Linked DNA regions of Homo sapiens: region 1 is linked to region 2. A link is an interaction called in ENCODE POLR2A ChIA-PET data of the cell type or tissue named here. Cell type or tissue: IMR-90. All regions are shown on one strand. Links, peaks and the distances in the headings refer to the core of each region. The heading gives the core; the rest is flanking DNA. Region 1 overlaps DEF6 (DEF6 guanine nucleotide exchange factor). Region 2 overlaps PPARD (peroxisome proliferator activated receptor delta).

What was found. Peaks named below come from ENCODE experiments on the same cell type or tissue, not always from the same donor. Only the 100,000 strongest peaks of a DNase experiment are listed, where the experiment ranks them.
Region 1: POLR2A ChIA-PET joins it to region 2 with 10 read pairs; 6 of 35 experiments call an interaction of 5 or more read pairs at or near these places.

Annotation. Positions count from the first base shown.
Region 1 is chr6:35,316,825-35,319,725 of GRCh38, reverse strand. It overlaps DEF6 (DEF6 guanine nucleotide exchange factor), which reads right to left. Exons shown (of 11, transcript NM_022047.4): 6 at 1,727-1,835; 7 at 1,255-1,553; 8 at 36-202. Among named protein-coding and RNA genes, the nearest start is that of DEF6, 20 kb to the right of the region's middle. In IMR-90, for the core only: a CTCF peak has its summit at 1,361; a DNase peak (open chromatin) is centred at 1,265; H3K4me3 peaks cover 1,077 bases; H3K27me3 peaks cover 316 bases.
Region 2 is chr6:35,426,715-35,429,615 of GRCh38, reverse strand. PPARD (peroxisome proliferator activated receptor delta) reads right to left here. Exons shown (of 8, transcript NM_006238.5): 8 at 1,438-2,901. Among named protein-coding and RNA genes, the nearest start is that of FANCE, 24 kb to the left of the region's middle. In IMR-90, for the core only: a CTCF peak has its summit at 878; a DNase peak (open chromatin) is centred at 1,425; H3K27ac peaks cover 2,310 bases.

The DNA of each region.
Region 1 (2,901 bases), core at 100-2,599, 110 kb after region 2:
TGGTGAGAGAACCAGAAGAGGTTCCTCAGGCCTACCTGGTCTGAGCGATTCGCACAGATTCTTCATCTCGCCGAGCTTTCACCTCTAGTTGCAGGGCCTCCTGCAACCGCTGCTGCATCTCCTCCAGCTCCTTGATGCGCTGCCGCTGCCGGGCAGCCTCCTCCTCCTTCAGCTCCATCTCAGCCTGCATGGAGGCCCGGGCCTGTGGAGGGGGGAGGTGGTGGACCAAGAGCCAGGTCAAAAGGGGCACGTGGGGGCGGAGGAGGAGGGGGTGGGCATGTTGCTAAGCTGCCTAGGGGTGAGGGTCTGGGGAACTCCTTCATGTTGGGGTTTCCTGATCTGACCCCTTTCTGAGAGCCTGACTGGAACAGATAATGGTCGGTGAACAGATGCCACGTGGGGGAAACGGGCTCAAGTTATTTCCTTCCTAGTACCAACCTTAATCATAATTATATAACATGTAATTAAACAACATTATATAATTAAATAAGATATAAAAATATGGTCATCTCCTTCCTAGCACTAACTTAATAATTATTATAATATATAATAATATGTTATAATCATGGCTGATGCTAGGAAGGATGTGACTATAACTACAATTATTACAACAAAAAGTTACTGGACACTACAAGTGTTTCCTCATTTAATCCTCACCGTACCTCTGTGAGCAAAGTTCTATTAGCATTAGCATTTTACTGATAAGGCTCAGTAAAATGAACTTGCCTGGGATCACGGGGCTCGTAAGAAGCAGAGCTAGGATTGAATCTACGTGTTTCTGACTCCAGATCCAGGTTTCTTAAATCCTAAATCTAATTGCCTCTGCACACCTAGTCCGCCTCCATACGCGTCCCGCTTGCCTCTCAAACTGGTTTCACTGTAAACTTAGTTCAAGTCTAGTCCAAACTTGGTCCAGTCTAATCCCCAATCACACGGTCTTCAACGGCTCCTTCTGCCCAAGCCCCAACCCACAGCCAAGGTCTCCGAACCAGGCCCCATCCATCCACGGGCTCGGACCTCGCCCCACACCCCTTTCCTAGCCCCAGGTTCTGTCCCTGGCGGAAGCCCCATCCCAAATCTCTTTTTCAAACCCGCGGACTCTGTCCCAACAATCCCTCATTTCAAGCTCCACCCCAGTGCACGCCCCTCAACCCAGGAGCTCCGCCCTCTGCCCAGGCCCCGCCCCCGGCGCTCCGCCCCTGGCCAGCCTCCCAGCCCACCGGTCCCGTCCCCGGCGCCGGGAGCTAACCCCACCTGCTCCGCCTCGCGCAGTTGGCCCTCGAGCGCCTGCTGCAGCTCGCGGTGCTGGCTGCGGCGCCGTTCCTCCTCCTCCTGCAGCAGCCGCTCGGCCTGCCGCTGCGCCTCCTGCAGCAGCTCCAGCTCCTGCAGCTTCCGCTCCTTCTCCTCCTGCAGCTGCTGCAGCCGCAGCAGCTCCTCTTCCTTGGCCGCCCGGCGCCGCTCCCGCTGCTCCCGCTGCTCGCGCCGTTTCTGCTTCAGGTCCTTGTGTAGGGACGTCTTCCCCTCGGCCTGCAGCCGGATCGCCATCTGGATGGCTGCCGAAGAGCGGGAGCGGGTCAGTAGGATCCTCGCACACGGCCCGAAAGGGGCCTTAGGAGTTTCCCGAGTCCACTCTCCAACCTCCCGCTGGACAAAGTATTATCACCCCCTTTTCACAGATGAGGCGCCTAAGGACCACCCAGACCCAAGCCACCTAGCGAGCACTCACCAGCTGTCCACTCCTGGCGCTGGCGCGTGTCTGAGGCGCTCATCTCATACGTGCGGTTGGCTGTCTTCACACAGAACATGCAGCGCTTTCCGTCGCGGTCTGGCAGCACCTGGCACAGGGTAGGTGGCCGCAGCCAGGCTGGCCTCACTGGGTCAGGGCCCCACCTGCCCCAAGGGTGCTCCAGCTCAAGCCCCTAGCCCTCCTGGCTATCTTCCCTGGGGACCCCACTCTGCCAGGAGCCTGCATGGCTTGCATCATAAGTTATGGGGGACTTAAGTCCCCACAACTCTGTAGCCTTTGCTCTTTGAAGGCTAGGTGGGTGCGTTTCCATCTTGCTATTATTCCACGGGGCCCAGTACATAATCGCCACTCAGTGTTTATGCAGATCACGCTTGAACACTGCCAGTAACAGGGTCCTCACTATCCATGACAACTCACTTCCACATAGCCCTGCTTGTTAAGAGTTCATTCATTCATTCCGCAGATGTTTTTGGAGTGCCTACTGAGTGCCACTCACTGCTCCAGGGGTTGGGATACTAAGGTGTGCCTAACAGACCAAATCTCTGCCTCCATTAAGTTTACATTCTGTGGAAAATAATAGCTACCACATTCTAGAGTCTGTACTAGTATTTTATATGCATCATTATCTTCACTCCACCTATACAGCTTTGCCAGGCAGGCATTATTAGCTCCACTTTACAGAGAAAGAAACTGAGGCACTAAGAGCTCCAGGATTGTCCACCTCACACTGTTAGTCTGTTAGTGATGAGGCTTGGACTTCTGCGTAGATCCGTGCTCCTTTCCACAGTAACACCTTATGTGACAAAATTAGACAGATCCTAGGATGGCTATGATAATTTTTTAAAAGGAAAAACAACTGTTGGTAAGGAAATGGAGAAACTGAGATCCTCACACACTGTTAGGGATATTATCCAGCCTTAAAAAGGAATGAAATTCTGATATATTTGACAACATAGATGAAGCCTGAAAACATTTCTAAGTAAAAGAAACCAGACACAAAGGGACAAATATTTTATGATTCTATTTATGTAAGATACCTAGAAAAGGCAAATTCATGGAGACAGAAAGCAGAATAGAGGATACTAGGAGCTGGGGTCAGGGAGTATGAGGAGTTATTGCTTGGTAGGTACAGAGTTTCTGTTTGGTGTGATGAA
Region 2 (2,901 bases), core at 136-2,635:
GCTAATTTTTCCTTATAGTTCCAAGGAACAAGCATTCTGTTTCTGAATAAACATTTTACTTATAACACCAAGTAAACCAGAGGATTCCATTATAAAAAAGGCTACCAATTTCAGAGATGCCCTGGTTCCAAGCACCCCTTTTTTTCTTCCTTCTCCTCTTTTCCTCCTGTTCCCCTGGGGCTGTCACTCTCTGGACTGAGATGAACCATATGGGACCTGACAATTCAGATTGCTCTGCCAAGATGACCAGCAAAGAAAGAAAACAAGGAGGCAAGTGCTGTAGTGACCATCCCTTAGCTGTGGGCCTCTGGGATCCCTCACACTGGGGCTGGTGCCTGTACGCTGTGCTAGTTGTTTGCCTGCAGACGCTTGGTTCAGTTCCCACCCTTCCACATGCTCCTCTATGCTGCAAGGGCTGGAAGTCTACAAACTCCATTTCCTAGACTACCATGCATTTTTTTCCCCCAATGGGAGGTAAAAGCAACAGACTGGAAGATAGGCAGAAGGAAGAATCCTTTGCTTCCCCAACCCCAAACTCTGACAGCACTTCTGGCAGAAGCAGCTGAGACCAGGCTATGAGTTATGGGGCTACAGCACTCAAGCAGTGAGGTTCCAGGGGCAGCAGTGGTGGTGGCCTCGGGCACTCTGGTGGCCCCATATGTACCATCTGCGTGAACTCAGGCACCAGCAGTCTGGTTCTACAGTCAAATCAACTGGTGACTTCAGGCTCCTGGGTCGCCGCAGTGTCAGTGTGTGTTGTAGCAACGGTGGGCCCTGAATACCATTTTCCCATTCAGCCCTGGAGGTGAGAATGGCTTCCTGCAGTTAGTCATCTCTGGATGACTCCTATTTCCCCCTATTGATCTTTCAGTACTTCCAATACTTTTGTAACAACTCCCTGCAGTACATTCCCCATTTGGAAATATTTAGCTGTAGTTTTTTCCTGACTAAACACATACTCTGTTACACACCCTGACCTGGCCTCACACTGCAAACAAACCCATGGCTGCCGGGGGCTGGGCTCGACTGGACCGCTGGGGAGATGGCACTCAGGAAAGACAGGAGAGAGCTGGGTGGCAGCAAAGGAGAGGAAAGCCGTGATCTCTTGTGGTGATGAAAAACTGGCTTTGATCTATTGAGTCCTGCATCCGCCTCCTCCAGGGGCCTTCCCCTTCCCCAGACCCCAAGTGCTCCACCAGGTGAGGCCAGGGCACCACAAGTCCTTTGTCCCCTCACACCCCAAATTCTCTCTGCAGGGCGGAAATGGCATAGTCGTCCACCTGACTGACAAGCGGTGAGCAAAGCGAGGTGGAGGCAGGGGAGGGTTTTGGAGCCCAAAGCCTCCTTTGCCCTCCAGTACTGGATGTGGAGGAGGCGTGGAGCCCTGTAAGCCCCAGGAAAAACATGCAAGTAACTGAGTCAGCTTCCAGTCAGCTCTTAAATATTTAATTCCCATTTATTTAAAGTTTCGTCAGTCTGTGTACACTATTTATATTAAAAACACAGGAAGCTGGGGCTCCTAGCAAAAATATACATTTCAATTTTGGAGATTGTTCAGACACTGAGAAGAGCTGTATCCTCAGCACCAGACCCGGGTCGGGGCAGGGACGCGGCATGTGGCCGGGGAGGGGGAGGTGGGTCCCAGCAGCTGTCCCTTCATAGCCTTGGCCTGAAAGGAAGCACCCCAACCCCCATCAGCTGGGTAGGTGGGGAGCGGGAAGAATCCTGCCAGCAGAGAGTGATCCTGGGGCATGGAAGGGAGGCTGCAGCGCCCGTAGGGGCAGGGGCTGGGCACTTCCACCCAGAGTCACACACAGAATGGCTCCTTGGGAGGGAGGACCAGGCAGGACCCAGGAAGCCTGGGCTTGAACCCCAGTTCTCCTACCTCTGTGCTCTGAGACTCCAGCCAGCCCCTTGCCCCTGCAGGCCTGGAGGGCTCTGCGCCGCTCAGACATGGCATGCCCAGCTGTGCTTTGGCCCTGCTCTGAGGTGAGCGCACCTCAACCTGGGAGCAGGGGAGGGCAGGGACCAGCGGTGTGGGACTGGTCCCACAAGGTCCCCGGACACTAGAGGCTGTGCAGGGAGACTTCTAGGTGGCCAGCTGGGCTGAGTAAAGGGGAAGGGGAGGGCAGTAGAGCTATTGGGACAAATGGACATCAGAATGAACAGGCTCAGTTTATCCCGGGAAGCTCCCACTGGGAGCAGGTGCTGGGCTGACCCACCAGGACCTGCAGGACCCCTGCCTCCCCGGAGACCTGGCCCAGCCCTGCCTGCTCACCTGCAGGCCCCTCTCTCTGGGTTCTCACCTGCCTCAGGGAGGGAAGGGAGGTGCATGGAGCCTGCAGGTAAAGTGATTTCAGTGCTTATGTGTGTGTGCTGGAGGGGCAGCTTCAGGGGGAGTGGGGCCTGAACTCCCGTGGAGCCAGCTAGAGAAAGGAGCAGGGGGATGTGAGGCCAGGCCCTGGCCCTGGATGCTGACACAATGTGGGCGGCTGCTACTGGGCAGGGGGGCAGTGGGAGTGCTGGCGGAAGGCCTGCCCCGAGCTCTCCCTGGCCTGACCCCAGGACTCAGACCCCGAGTCCTAGGGGCAGAATTGGGTGTGCTGCTTCCTCCAACCACCAATCCCCCCTCCTTCTCTTGAGACTTGCTCCTCTTCAGTGAGGTGGGGGCCCACCTGGAGGGAACCCTGCCTACTTCCAAGCTGGGAGAGTGCCGTCCAGCGGCCAGTGCAGGGGGCCATCAGCAACATTGGCCTGGCAAACCAGTGTGAAGATGGAAGGACACTGGGTGTCAGTGGGGCTGAGGTGTGCTGCTGGAGCAGGATCAGTTGGGTCAGTGGGTGGCCTCAGCATCGGAGGGGCAATGACAGTCTTGGGGAGGCATCTGGCTCTCAGCCTGGG